Regions from separate parts of the Homo sapiens genome. Here region 2 is linked to region 1. Evidence: chromatin contacts called from ENCODE Hi-C or POLR2A ChIA-PET data. All regions are on one chromosome and are shown on one strand. The core of a region is the stretch at or near the end of the contact, and the rest is flanking DNA. Distances in the headings are between cores, read along the strand shown.

Region 1 (7,645 bases), core at 2,050-4,549:
ACCACTTATTTGATTCTGTTTTGTGGTGGACATAGATGATTACGTTTGAGCTTTGTATTTTGTGAAAACCTTAATGAAATGAATTCCAAAGATAGTCACGTTGAGCGTGAAGACTTTTTTTCTTACATTCCTGTCTTATTTTTACCAACACGAGCAGGCATTCTGCGCTTCCACTGGACTGAGTATGGGGGAGTCCTGCTCCCCTCCTGTCTCACACCTTCCCCAGGAGGAAGGCCTCATGCACTGCGGTTATTGCATCATTTCCTAGTGCTTCATGTCATTATCACTGGTGGGGAAACAAAGCTAAATTTTATTAACAAAGACAACTCTCAGACCTATATAATAGGAGGAGGACGTCCAGAATCCAACAAAATTCAAACGGAGCCCATGCTGTTCTCCTGAACAAGATTTGGGCTAAATACGGCCTGTTTATTGAGGCTGTTTTAATGATGCTTTAAAAAAAAAAAATGTTTTCTAAAATGTCAAACCTGTTGACCACACTTTGATTAAAAACTGCCTCCTTAACCTCTGAAGACTGATTTTGCTTTATCATGTTTCAATAATAACATTTCAGAGGTTACTCTGTAGCCCCAGTTGTAAGCTTATAAAAACAAACTGGAAGGCTGAGGAGGTTATGGGCTGGCAGCCAGGCTATGTTTACAGCTGCTGGAGATGGCAGTAGCCTTATACTTTGAGCAGGTAGTACATCCCAGGCTGTGCTAGAGGTAGATTTGTTTTTTCACGTTTGATCTGTGGCTGGTGGCCACCTTTGTTGATTTGGGCTTACGAGTTTCATAGTAGCCAGTCTTAGAAAATTGGGGGAGTAAAATTTTGAAGTAAAAAAAAAAAAAAAATGACAAGGGAACCAAATGCTCCTTCTCCCCTTAGTACATTTTCATTACTTAATGAAGTTTTATCTCCTATGTAAGAATATCAAAATTGTAGTTTGGGTCTCCAGTAGAGATGTCTTTTGATTAACTTATAAACAACTGGCCACCCAGAAGTTTCCTTTGCATAGTCAACCAAAGCTATGGCTTTGTTCTTTGGAGCTTATATACTGCATGACTCCATTGATACAAATAAGACAGCACCTTGGTTTCCCAGGGATGTTTTCATTCAGAGGTCCTGTCTCCCAGGAAAGCAGTAGAACCAGTGACAGCATTCAACAGCCACACTGCATGGTCATCAGTCTTAGGCCAACATGGGAGCCTGAAATTAACTCCATCAGTAACTACCTGTGTGTCTTGCTGATACTGAATGAGCCCTCACAAGCCAAGCCAGGTGGAAGACAGCCAGCAAACGTCTACAGTTATTCTTAGTGAAATTCCTCAGAGGAATCCAGGGGGCTCCCAGTTCCCAACACTCTTCGAGATGACCATTTTTCGGGATTTGACTGGGGAACATTTTACATATTCAGTCTTTCTCAAAAATTTTTATTTATTTTCTTGAGAAAGGGTCTTACTATGTTGCCCAGGCTGGAGTGCAGAGTGGTGCGATAACAGCTCATTGCAGTCTGAACCTCTGAGGCTCAAGCCATCCTCCCATCTCAGCCTCCCAAGTAGCTGGGACCACAGGTGTGCACCACTATGCTTGGCTAATTTTTTGATTTTTTATAGAGACGGGGGTCTCGCTATGTTGCCCAGGCTGGTTTCAAACTCCTGGGCTCAAGGGATCCTTCCGCTTTGGTCCCAGAAGTGCTGGGATTACAGGCATGAGCCACTTCACCCAGCCACTTTTCTAATTTATAGACATAAAAGTAATTGACTCCCACAGCACAGTAACAGGCAATGCTGCTTGGCATGCCACAAACATCTGAAAGCTTGTGACACTCCTAGGATTGTGTCCATTCTTTCATTATGTGGAAACTTTGTTCTGTTATGTGAAATGGGTAAGGCACCAAGTGAGACTTTGAAATCTAATTTTTAGGTGGATGTGATATTTATTGTAATAGGACTTGACCTCTGTACTTTAAAGAAATCACTAACCAAATTTTCAAAGTTTCCTTTTAAATGCGTTTAGCTAGAAATCTATGTATTTATCCCTTTCCTATTTTGCATTCTTCTCCCACTATTTTTAAAAACTCATTTACAGTAGAAACCATTCTTCTTTCTCCCAACAGTATCCTTTGCCAAGACCATGAGAACAGTAAGGAGCATGTTGTTGGTCAGGGTTTCAGAATACGCGTGATGTCACTGAGAATGTTTGCTCACAGTCAATAATTGTCTTTGTGGATGTGATAATTTTGGAGATACACTTCTGGTCAGAACTCAGGTGAGATAATCTTGCAATACTCCAAATGCAGATACTCCAGCCACCCGCAAGGTTCCAGGAAAGGACAATGTCCTGCGAGAAAATCAGGAGGCCTCCACTTCCTGGGCCACTTGAGAAGTTCCTGGGCATGTCACTACATGTTGGTTGACTCAGCCATTTCTCATGCTGTTTTGTTTCTTGCGGTGGCCACTTAACCCCAAAGAATGAAGGGAGGATCCACAGTGAAAGTGCCTGAGTTTCTCTATGAGACCAGATGCTGTCGAAACCAAACATCTTTTCCTTTGCTCTATGGGAACATTTTAGGGTTTGTTTTGCACAGCTGGTTTCCAGACTAGAAGATTAACAAGTTTGGGTCCACCCCTAAGAATCAGTGGCTGTCTTTTAAGGTGAGGAGTGTGGGCTTAACTGAGGTCCTTTGAGGGAGCTATAAAGGAGAAACAACCTGGGACATCCCAGTTTTCCTATTCCTCCACTGTTAATATCTCATCTAAAATAATTCATGAGTTTAAATGGTAAATATATGCTTTAAGCTCTACCTTTAAACTTGTATGTTATTCAGGCATCTCTTATTAAGATACTGGGTCTCTGGATACCCAAGGAAATGTTGGCTTTTTATTCTTATGTGGTTCCAAATTTACTTCTCTTCAGTTTAATTGTCCATGGTAGTGCTGGCTTCATTGTTAGGTTGGAGTTATTATTTTCCTTTTAGAACAACATGAATTTTATTCACCTTACTATTAGAAAAAGGAATAACTACAGCCAGAAATAACTTCATTTCCTACAAGGTATAAAAAGTGGTCAAGTGAATGTGAAGGGGCTTTTCTACACAGGAATATATTATCGGGAACAAAGTATTTCCTGCTGCCTTAACTCTTTGGGATGCATAGGATAAAATGATAAAGACCATTTTAATATCAGAAAGGGTTGTCTTATTAATTTTTAAATAAAACTTCACATTTCTTAATGGGGAGCTCATTCAGAAACTAAATAATGGTTTCTCAAAGTGTGGTCAGGATACGATCTGCATCAGAATCCTTGGAATGCTTGTTAAAAATACCAATTGCTATGACAAAACCAAGTCTGCTGGAAACTGCATTTCAGCAGGTTTCCCATGTTATTCTGATGTATTTTAACATTTGAGAGCCACTACCAATCATCTGTACAGTTCCTACTGTTATGATCACAATAAGACTAACATGAATTTAATAATCTGAATAATTTTTAAAATTTAAATAAACAGAAATTGAAGTTAAATTTAAAAATAAAAATAACCTCAGAAGTTGAAAGTCCTGTCATATTTATTCTATTAGCTATATAAGTTTATACTGTCTCCACTACTTTTATATAATCCCCAAGGTTGTGATACAGATTTTGTTCCCTGTTTACTCTTTTTTAGATCTGTTTTAAACAAGTTATGCACTTATTCAGATTTAATTGCACTAATTATTTTTCCTCAAAAGGAATCAGTTTTATCACACATTGCCAGTAATTTTAAGTTCTGCCCTGACTGAAATTAATCAACTGGCCTTTTCAGTGGGAACTTTACTGATTTAGTGGGAATCAGATTCCTGTTGCTTCATCACAAATGTTATCCTACATATGAGTTAGAACCTCTCCTTGGTGTGGATTTGACAATTTAGCTAATGAAACAAGACTGTGTTCATTTTCTTTGAGAAATGAAAGCAGCTGTCACCCAATTTTGAAACTCTAAAATCAAAATTAGGCAAGAAGAAAGTTGTGAATGAAAAAACTGGCTCATTGATTCCTACTTCATTCTATAAATTATTCTCTAGGTGGAAAGGCAGCTGTATTTCTTGCTTAAACACTGGTATTGCTATTGCTTTACAGTAGGTTGAACAGGGGAAATATTTATATAAAGAGTTATTAAATTCTGATAAACGAGTGACTATAGGACATAAGGAAATTCTCTCTGGTACCCTAGAGCTAAGGAAGAGTACTCAAGGAAAGACAAACTGGGAAAGAGTCCCAAGCCTGAGGTTCAGACCTCCTTGGAGAACTGAACTCGACCCACATAGCAGGGAAGTTAGCTGGTTTGCCCAGGCTGGAACTGGTCTGCAGTCCCTGAGCGCATAGGAAGCAACCCTCCAGAGTGCAGGCTGGGTCAGTCCACCAGCAACCAACAGCCTGGCTGTGCACAGAGTGGGGGCCTGCAGCAGGCGTGGCTGCCCAGTGGGAACCCTCCAGGTCACAGGTGATCCTCACAGGATCTTCAGAGAGTGAGGAGCCAGTGTTGGCAGAAGGCCTTCCGGGCACTGATGCAGCAGGAATCTTTCAGGGCTCAAGTTTGTAATCCACAGGCCCAGGAGAAGGTTATGGCCAGAATGAGGCTTCAAGGTCCCAAGGCACCACCAATTGTAGGCAGTGGTTGGAAGAGAACTCCATCAGATGTCCTCACACCCATACCACTGACCCATAAGGCAGCAGCCACAAAGGGCCCCAACAGCACCCCCTATGGAGAGAGCTTAACATCGTGCTGACTGTAAAAGATGCTTAAAAGGACCCTGCCCATTACACAGACACTTGATTGAAGGGTTATTCCAGAGCTGAGCCAATAAATTGATAGCCGTCACAGACACATTGTTCTACATATATACCCTGGCATTATCTTCTGATACCACATGTAATTTTATAGTTGCTGATTCTGTAAGAACCATTTCTCAGATAATAAAACAGTGCCTATAAAATGGCCAACATATCTCTTGAAGGAGGTGTCAAAAGGAAAGCAGTTTCTCATTTATGTTTTCTTTAAACATGCTCCATACACCTATATTACTCAAAGTATCTAAATCAATAGATTTAGATTCAGGCCGATTTAAGAGCATGTCTAAGGTTTGTTTCTGTTGAGGTCTCTCTCTGCCTAGCTCTGCCTCTGTATACCTCTGTATGTGTCTACGTCTCTCTTGGTGTGTCTCCACATATGTTTTTCTCTATCTCAACATCTGCAACTGTCATACTTTCCTGTTCATTTATTCCCAAAATGATTCATATTTATACATTAAGTTCAGTGGTGCAATCATAGCTCACCACAGCCTCGAACTCCCAGGCTCAGGCGATCCTCCTGCTTCAGCCTCCCAAGTAGCTGGGACCACAGGCATGAGCCACCACACCTGGCTAATTTTTTAAAATATTTTTGGCAGAGATGGGGTCTCCCTATGTTGCCCAGGCTGGTCTCAAACTCCTGGGCTGAAGCAATCCTCCTGCCTCAGCCTCCCAAAGTGCTGGGATTACAGGCATGAGCCACCATGCCCAGGTGTTTTGTTTGTTTGTTTTAATTTGAAAGAAAAATTAAGAATCTCACCTCATTTTAAATTTTAATAAATATAAAGAAGATGTTGCAATATTGTTTAAATATATGTAAGAGTGAATGAGAACTATTCCTCATCTCTAATTAGAACAGAATATAGGAATTGGCTTTATTTTGTAGTAATAAAAATTGATTTGATAAAAAGGAACAATTCAAAGGCAGCTCATGGATACGGAAATGAGAATTTTAAAAGCCCATCTTCCCTCAAAGATTAAAAGAAAAAAAAGAAATAGAATACCTAACCTTGTATGCAATGGTTTAGAGCAGATTTATTAAAAGGCAGGGAGGTAGTCGGATGTCTCCTTCCAGTGAAAGTAGATAGGCAGAAAAGGAACTTAAGCTTAGGATAAAAAGAACAAACAACATCTTCCAAGTTGCCTCAAAAGGTCAACCTCAGTTTGATAATGTATCACTCAATGTGTTTTTTGTTTTTTTGTTTTGGTTTTGTTTTGGTTTTTTGAGACAGAGTGAGCCCGTAATCCCAGCCCTTTGGGAGGCTGAGGTGGGTGCATTATTTGAGGTCAGGAGATCGAGACCAGCCTGGCCAACATGCTGAAACCCCGTCTCTACTGAAAAAAAAAAAAAATTAGCCAGGTGTGGTGGTGCATGCCTGTGGTCCTAGCTACTCTGGAGGCCAAGGCAGGAGAACTGCTTGAACCCAGCAGGCGGAGGGTGCAGTAAGATGAGATCGCACCACTGCACTCCAGCCTGGGCAACAGAGTGAGACTCTGTCTCAAACAAACAAACAAACAAACAAACAAAACAAATTGTAAGTCCTTCTTGCAAATGTTGGTTAAAAGCTAACTAAGGAGTAATGTGCTTAGGAAGAAGAAACTAAGAAAATCAATTTACGGTGTGGTTAAGTAATGTGCCTCTACAGGTAGATGAGAGAGACGCATGTGTAGGAAGGGAGGTACAGCAGGAAAACTGTGTGTTCATCATGACTCTGGATGATTAAATATGTGCATTCACACAGGTAATTGAGAAGATATATGGTATGTCTGCTAACAAAAGTAGAACTACAGCTCTTCAGATCATATTGATCAGAAATCAGTAGAAAGTACCAAATAAAGACTTCTATCTACAGGAGATTCGTGGCATTGAGCAAGATGGCCAACTGGAAGCCCCTGGTGCTCGTCTCTCTCACAATGACAACCAGAACAATGAATAAACAACTACATTTTAACAAAAATAAGTGAGGGACGGTGCATCAGAGAAGTAACAGAAACCCCAGTGAGCAGAGAAATTCAGGATGGCCAAAGAGAATGGAAGGAAATCCTGGGCCTCTATTGCCCTGTCCCCAAACTGGGACTAGCTGGGAACCAGGAAGAACTTCTTCTTATGGTGAGGAGGTAAGAGGATTCCATAAATCCCCATCAGCACCTTGGATATCTACAAACCTCACCACTGGAGTCCCCTGCAGTCCTCACAGTTACTCAACCCAGCTGGGGGAGCTGCCTGGAGTCCACATAGCGTGCTCCTCCCAGAGAAGGAGCCAACACCATGCTGTGCCCCACGGCCCATGTGGCTGCTGCGCTATACCATCTTGGAACTAAAACTACAGCTGGAGTGTGTCTTGCTCCAGGGGTGCATAGCCACGGCTCCCTTTCATCCCTGAGGCTAAGCTGCCACTAAACCACCCCATCCCAGTGGCCTGACATCCCCAAGCTGAGCTGCAAGTAGCTGTTACAGCCTTCCCCAGGGCCAAGCAGAGGTGGAGTCACTCCACCTACCCCTACCCCTGCCCTTTCAGGCCGGAGCTGAAGTGGCACCCTGCCTCCCAGCAACAGTACCTAAGCCGTTCAGAGCAGCCACTCTTCCCCTATGCCTAAGTTGAAGCAGCACTCTGCATCCCAAGAAATGATGCCTTGGCTGCCACGCAGAGCAGCCATGCACCCTAGGACTTACGCTGATGCAGGGCCCTGCAACTGAGGGAAATGGTCCCTGAGCCACCCAGAACAGTCATGCCTCCCAGTCCTGAAGCAGCACAGCCCCTGGGGAATCGGTGCCTTGGCCAAGCTGAGCAGCTGTGATTCCAGGGCTGAGCTG
Region 2 (7,645 bases), core at 3,322-5,821, 200 kb after region 1:
CCTGAGGTCAGGAGTTCAAGAACAGCCTGGCCAACATGATGAAACCCCGTCTCTACTAAAAAATACAAAAATTAGCCGAGCGTGCTGGTGGGCGCCTGTAATCCCAGCTAGTTGGGATGCTGAGGCTGGAGAATTGCTTAAACCAGGGAGAAAGAGGTTGCAGTGAGCCGAGAAACTCCATGTCAAAAAAAAAAAAAAGTGGGGGCAAACAAGCACCCAATAAACATTATTTTCCTGATGGCTGGAGTGGAAGGAGGGACATATTGAGAAGCTTGAAGGGTAGACCAAGCATCAAGCATGGTGACCTTTGAATGCCTTGTTTGTTTTTGCTAAACCATACTTAGTATTGTGGTCTTTTCATAAATGTTTGATAAAATTGTTTTTTGATTGATTGATCTAGGGAAATGGCAGACCCCTCTTTTTTTGTTCTGTGGATAAGAAAGTGGTAGAGCCTGTTGCCTTTTTTCCTTCTCTGGGTATTTTAACCTTCATCATATAGGTACTCCCAGCAACTTTAAACTGATACTTTGAAAAGATAGTGATCTACTTTTCCACCTTGATCCCAGAATATGAGGTGAAGTATGAGGTACATTTATTGGTGCTCTGTTCTCCATGGGGACTAAAGCTTCACAAGTTTGTCTGTCCAAACACATCAGGTTTTACAGTGATTGTTTCTTGGGTGTTCATGCATGTGACTTGTGGCTGTCACACTGTCTTCTGAATTATTAATATCCGGGCTAAAGGGTGGATAGGAAGTGGAACTGAGAAGGAATCGTGGGGAATTGCTGCCAAGCCTTGTTTCCTTATATCGGTGGCTGCAGCTGCCACATTGCGCTAAACCCACTCCCGGTAATAAGCAACCTAAGTGTGTACATTTGGTGCAGTTGTGGCAAAAGAGGCTTAACTCTGTGTAGCCATGATTACAGTGAGATACGTGGTCTGACCCTCTCTATGTGGGAAGGGATTTGAGGCTTGGATTTTTCTCAAATTCAAATGGGAAAGTAGTTCTTGTTTTTGCCAGTGTAATCATCACTTATTTCCCTTAGCTTGCCATTCATTTTATCTATGTGAGTAATAATTATTCAAATGGACCATTAGGCTTTGGGAGTGTTTAATGGCAGCCACCTGGATCAGTGCCTAAGATTTTTGCTAATTCTGGTTTGTCTTTCACCCTGAGTCTCATTTAACTTCAGTTTTTCCTTCCTACAGATCGTATGGATTACAGCAAGGATCTCTTGCCAAGCTATAATCTTTCAAGTTTTGATTTTAGCTTAATGCTTCCCTGTAATCATGCTATCAAGACTGTCAGAAACATATTCCCATTCACATATCCCATACTCTTAATCTATCAATCTAGGACCATTGATGTGGAATTGGACCCGATCTTGCTGAGAAGTCTGGGCTGCTGACCCAAACCTTTTGTGCTTTGTGGTAACAACATGAGTAAAAATGTAACCTGTGCTCTTGCACATATTTTATCATCTCTTTTTGAGAGCTGATGGGATTTATAACGGATTGTTGTATGCAGTTGCATTTTCCCTGTGTTCTACTTGGGCCCTACTTGATTATTCAGACATATCAACATGATGATAATGATAAAGAAAATGGCTCTTTAAGAGACATTTTTAGTGGACAATGGAGGGGGTGGAGAGGACTGTGGGAACATTCTTGTGAGCTGCAGCATGTGAAAAGGTTTGTTTTGCATTAACTGATCAAGACAAGAAAGCCAGCATATAAAATCTTCTATCAATAGGAGAACTTTGAGAAAAGAGGAAAATTGTAATACAGCCTCTTGGGTCTGCTTTCCTAAGCACAACAGTATGTGTGAGAAAAACTCTAAACCAACTTTCTCTTACACCTAGGTGGATGCTTCTACAATGTGCAGTTAACTTTCTGTAAGGCAGAAAGTTGTCTCTGCTAGTGGGAGTATTTATTGATTTATTAGGGGTTATTTGGTCCTATTTTTTGAGAAGGAGAACAGAGTAAGGAAGGAGTAAGAAAGCTTTAGCTTGATTAGAATGGCTGAACTTGTAGCGGTAACAAATAGAGTCTGTTTATTAGCTTCTCTGCAAGATATGCATTTTTTTTTTTTTTCATGCTCTGCAGAAGTTTGCATCAAATAGCTTACCATTTGGATGGTTGCCCCAGCTGGTAATCTGGGTTAAAACCTTGACTGAGGCAATTCTATACTCATGATCCCTTGGTGTGCTGGTCTGGTGGGAAGATATGTTTGTAAGTACACTAGGGAGTGGGAAACAGAAAAGTCTTTCATGACGTGGCTGCTCAGTGATTGTTTCTAGATCTCTCCCCCAAGTGACACTCGAATACTTAGTAGCACATCCTGGGCATAATGCTCCCCATTTAAGGACTATTTCCAGTAAACTGAAAAAGAATCAGTTTTAAAGTCTTACATCCTCTACTCTTAGTTTTCCTAGTTCATTGATTTCCCTGCCCTTTGGGCCTCTTTCCTTTTCCTGCTGCCTTCCTTGATAGATTCTACCTCTTTCTTTCCATCCATCTCCATTCCCTTTCTGCAACTATTCAAATCTTTTTTTTTTTTTTGATTGAGATGGAGTCTTGCTGTTGCCCAGACTGGAGTGCAGTGGTGTGATCTTGGCTCATTGTAACCTCCGCCTCCTGGGTTGAAGCGATTCTCCCACCTCAGCCTCCTTAGTAGCTGGGATTACAGGCGGGTGCCACCATGCCTGGCTAATTTTTGTATTTTTAGTAGATACGGGGTTTCACCATGTTGGCCAGGCTGGTGTCAAACTCCTGGCCTCTAGTGATTGCCTGCCTCAGCCTCCCAAAGTGTTGGGATTACAGGCATAAGCCACCACCCCCGGCCCAGATCTTATTTCATCTTACCATAACCTAGGGCAAAACTGACCTGCTTTAAGAGAGTTTTACATTTTTGCTCTGGTCCACATTCATCTCCATTGTCTAACCCTGTAATCTTTGTAGTATATTTCATCATGAAACATTTCAAAATCATCTTCCATTTTACCTCAATAACTTATCTCCCTAATAAGACTCAAATTCCTTAAGAATCTTTTGTATTTCCTAGAATTCTTGTTACAAACACAACACCTAAACATTTGCAGTTTACTTTCATTTTTGGAAGGCTTCCTCCAAAGGCTAGCTAGTTTGTGGTTAGCTGCCCTTATCAGATTCAGTGTAAAAGGTTTGCCTTGGTAGCCTGAGAGGGATCTAGTTTACCATGCTTTTACTAATATCTATCTTTTTTCTCCTGGAGACAGTTGTGTGTTTTTTTTGTTGTTTTTTGTTTTTGTTTTTTTTTTAGCTGGGGAAATGCCAATATTCATTATTATATCTTATCCTAAAGTTACACAGGAGAAATAGGGATGTTGAAATAATGTATACTTTGGTAGGCAGAATCCGAAAATGGCCCCAAGATCCCAGCCCCCTGGTGTACACGCTCTGCATAATCCCCAGAACTTGTGAATATCACTCCCACAGGTAGGTTATGGCACAGCTGTCGTTTAGAAATGGAGATTGACCTGGGTGGACCTTACCTCATTAAGCAGTCCCTTAAAAGGGACCAGACTGTTCCTGAAGAAGGATATTTGACATGTGAGAGGGACACAGGGAGATTTTTCATTGCTGACTTTGAAGACAGAGGTGACCTCGTGGCTTGGAACCGTCAGTGACTTTTTGGAGCTGAGTGCAGCCTCTGACAGCGAGTAAGGAGAGAAGGCCCTCAGTCCTACAGCTGCAAGGAATTGAGTCTGCCCACATCTGGAATGAGCTTGGAAGAGGGTATTTCCCCAGAGCCTTGAGAGGACAACCTCCTTAGCTTGGCCCACACTTTGATTTCAGCCGTGTGATAACCCAGGCAGAAAGTCCAGCTACACCATGCCCAAAGTTGTGACCTATGAAACTGACTGCTAATAAATGGATGTTGTTTCAAGCCACTAAATTTGTGATAATTTGTTATATGGCAGTAGAAAACTAGCACATGCCCCACATTTATGTAAACAACCCCTATTCCATCCTGATATTGTTTTATCCAGGGTTGAGATTAAGACACAGTAGAACTCTTAGAGGCCAGGTGTGGTGGCTCATGCCCGTAATCCCAGCACTTTGGGAGGCCGAGGCAGGCAGATCACAAGGTCAGGAGTTCAAAACCAGCCTGGCCAACGTGGTGAAACCCCGTGTCTACTAAAAATACAAAAATTAGCTGGGCGTGGTGGCAGGTGCCTGTAATCCCAGCTACTCGGAAGCTGAGGCAGGAGAATTGCTTGAACCCTGGAGGCGGAGGTTGCATTGAGCCGAGATCGCGCTATTGCACTCCAGCCTAGGCGACAGAGCAAGACTCCATTTCAGGGAAAAAAAGAAAAGAAAAAAAGAACTCTTAGGAAGACTTGAGGATTTTGGCCATAATTGTTTAGTAATATTTGTAGAGCAAGACCAGATGTTAATTGGTATGTTTATTTCCTCAATATGTATCATGGTTTTGGTCATTTCTGGTATAATTCCTCAATTTTCAGGTGCTGGAAATGTGTCACTGGACTCAGATGTTCTAGGTCAGCCTGGATTAGGAACTGAACATGCCTTGGGAGGAGAAAGCAGCCAGGTTGTGACTAGGGGAAACAGCCCTGGTGCTTTTGTTCATGACTTGCTTGGAACTGGATTGGATTTTTTTTTTTTCTTCTCTCACAGAGACTGCCATCACATGGCCATTACTGTAACTGAAAATCCCCTGCCTTTTCAGAAAGGCACAGAAATATATGGTATCTTTCAGAAAGGAAGTGGCTAATTTATATCCGGTGATAGAAATGGTGGCATCGGGAAGGAAGCGTCCCATCCATATTTCATTATTTGCTGATGAATGCATTCAGTGAATAGAAATAGATGAACTGAGCCACAATATTTCTCAAACAGGAAATACTGAGGAATAGATGTGTGAATATGAGTAGCACAGGACATAAAAAGTTGAGGAAAAAACTTCCAACTGCTTTGAGCCTCTTAATTCTATTTGACCTCCTATTCGTCACTGTTTTGAAGATATTCCATAGGATAAAGACAGGGCAGGAGGGACAAAAATGACCCAAATAAACAACAGTGAGACAAGTGGGTGGTTTTATGCTCTGCAAGAGACGTGATATGTCTTAAATGGAACTGGGTTGTTTGGGACCCACTGGACAGCAAGAGGGTTTTGAAATGGTTTATGACCTCTTCCCCACTTCCCCGCTTGCTTTGCTCATTAGTGTTCCTAGGTGGCTGCTGGGTGACGGGCTTTTCATCATCTCTGATGTGGGCCAGTGCGAAAGAGCAGCTGCAACATCTGTTTCTAATTGGGTCGTGCCTTTATAAATACTTCTTGCCTATTTGTCACATTGCTTCCCTCCCACCCTGTCTTCCTTGGAGTACTGCAGAATCTGTAAGCGTCCCTGGAATGCACACGTGGACCTTGTCATTCCCAAACAGACTTTCTGCTGGTCAGCACTTTGTAATGTTCGGCTGTTACAGGCATTAGTCACTTGTGCTCAGAGAGAGACTGTGGTCTTTGGAAACTGAAGAAAATGTCTTTTTTGTTGTTGTTAATTCTTGGCATCCAGTTAGATTTAACTTCTCAAGAGTTTACACAGACTTTTAGAAAAACATTCTGTCTCTAAGAAAAAAGTGCTCTAGCTTTGTACAGTTTTTGGATTTTCACACTTGGTGGTTGTTTGCTGAAATGCTGTTTTGCTAGTGATTCCCCTCCTCCCCCTATCTGGGGTTGTAAGCAGCTCTGGGGCTCTGTTCACTTCGGATACCTGTTTCTGGGGACTGCTTTTCAACAGCGTTTTTCCTAAGGGCATATGAGAAATTTAATTTCTGATGGAATGAAGGTGAAACTCTAGTCCCAGGTAAACCTGGGTAGGCTGTAGAGACAGAAAGGGGGCTGCAGGTCTAGGTGGAAGAACGAGAACGAATGCAGCATGGTATTTCCAGGCCTTTTAGATTCGGCTTCATCCACAACCAATGTGAGTTCTTATCTGCAAAGCGGGCCTAAGTGTAATGGAGGGAAGGTGGGCCAGGCACCAGGGTCCTGGGTTCTCCCGCGCCTCACTCTGTCTCCACCTGGCCCATGCATAAAGAACACTAGTCAAGTAGCCATTGTACCTGTTTCCTTATCTGAAAATGAGAAGGTTGGAGAGTATGACTTCTGTTGAAACAACAAGGCGCTTACAAATTTTGGTGAAGTCGAATGAGGGCAGCGTTAAGAGAAATATCAAAGTTAGTCATTGGATTTCAGGGCTTAGGGATGGAAACCAGCTGGTAGTAGACTGGTTGTAGTTATGTCCAAAGGGCAGAGTGGGAAAAATTTGGCCGAAAAGAGTGTGGTGGGTGACCAGCAAATGTTAGAGGTATACATCAGGGCACAGAGGAGAAAAGCTAACATGATACTGATGACTTCAAGTCTTCACTGTCCAATTCAGAGGATAGGGGAGGGTTTAAGCTGATTAAACAGTGGGCTTTTTTTCTCCTGCAAGAGGGTGGAGGTCTATAACTGTGCAGATTTTATCAGATGCATGCTAATACATGTTATTCTGGGGGACTCTCTTATACCTTGAAGTAGACATTGCTGCTATTTGGCGTGAAAAAAATAGGAGGACTTATTTGAATTGAGAATGGGGATAGGCTGAGTTCCACCGAGATGTTGGCTTAGAGATGCCTGGGCCATGCTGTACAGTAGGAAGCCCAGCAGAGGAGATTGGGCTGTGTGGGTCATGACAAAGGGAGTTGTTAGCTTATGGTTGGCTATTAAAGTCATGGGCAAGGATGGGCAAGAAAAGTGTGTAAAATGAGCTGACAAAAGATAAATATGTTAATTAATTCTTTACAACAGCCCTGTGAGAGAATGTGTCTTAAAGCTGACAAAACTGAGGCAAAGTTAAATACCCTAGGTCACACAGCTAAACTATGAAAGAGGTGCTCTTGTCTTGACTTCACATGTTGGGCACCTTCCACTACACTTTTCCACTTTTCCGATTCCTCCTGTCACTTTCAACATGACTTGGTTCTACTATTAGAAAAATTAAGTTCTCCTATTTTACTCTGTTAACCTACCTATTAGCTACAATAAATATTGTGGGCTTACCTCCTCAAAAAAGATCTTTATTTAGTATTATTGTTATTGATGTTCCTGGATTTTAAAAATCTTATATATTTTCTATTATAAAACTACAGCTTTTTTTTCTTTTGTAATAATTCAAATGTTACAGAAACAAAACAATTAAAAGGTAACATTTCCCGAAAATCTTACCAGCCCCAAAGAAAACCCCCACACGGCATTAATTTTGTAAGGATCTGGAAAAGCAAAATGTGTTCCTCTACTGGGAGTCTTCTGGAGAAAGTTACTTGGAGATAGCACTTGGAATTGGGACAATTATTCAGTATTAATCAAGTGCTTTTTTGGTTATATGATATGTTTTCCAGAGTGGCTCCCTGGGTTTGGCATTCTGAGCTTATCTACCTGGCTTTGTGACCTAGGGGCTGGCTCCTGGATGCTCCTCCTTAGTCTCAGCTTCCAGCTGGGCCGCACTGAGAAGTTGTTCTTTCCTTGTATTACCATATGGTTTTTCTCTTAACAGTTCCTCACTGCCGCCTGGCGCTCTCTGTTCTGCTGCTTGTGTGAGAC

Evidence for each region. A loop is a pair of places that touch in the nucleus more often than their neighbours do. ChIA-PET counts read pairs that join two places held with the same protein, here RNA polymerase II (POLR2A). Pooled maps may share reads with other maps.
Region 2: a pooled map shows a loop between it and region 1 (4-fold over the local background). The contact joins two enhancer-like sites. A Hi-C loop is called at or near these places in 1 of 37 single-sample maps with no recorded cell type and 5 of 50 pooled maps. POLR2A ChIA-PET finds 5 or more read pairs at or near these places in 1 of 52 experiments (activated T-cell).

The regions. Positions count from the first base shown.
Region 1 is chr4:76,779,697-76,787,341 of GRCh38, forward strand. It overlaps SHROOM3 (shroom family member 3), which reads left to right. Exons shown (of 11, transcript NM_020859.4): 11 at 1-3,557. The region is part of intron 1 of SHROOM3-AS1 (SHROOM3 antisense RNA 1); the gene reads right to left. Among named protein-coding and RNA genes, the nearest start is that of SHROOM3-AS1, 19 kb to the right of the region's middle. RefSeq lists enhancers at 1,807-3,006, 2,046-3,005, 2,137-2,506, 2,240-2,534, 6,900-7,401 and 1 more and silencers at 4,602-4,671, 4,682-4,731, 4,782-4,851. Within about 2 kb of position 3,300, at least 6 of the 41 ENCODE cell types and tissues checked have a DNase peak (open chromatin) inside an H3K27ac peak, as active enhancers do.
Region 2 is chr4:76,979,665-76,987,309 of GRCh38, forward strand. All of the region lies in intron 1 of SEPTIN11 (septin 11), which reads left to right. Among named protein-coding and RNA genes, the nearest start is that of SEPTIN11, 34 kb to the left of the region's middle. Within about 2 kb of position 4,572, at least 20 of the 41 ENCODE cell types and tissues checked have a DNase peak (open chromatin) inside an H3K27ac peak, as active enhancers do.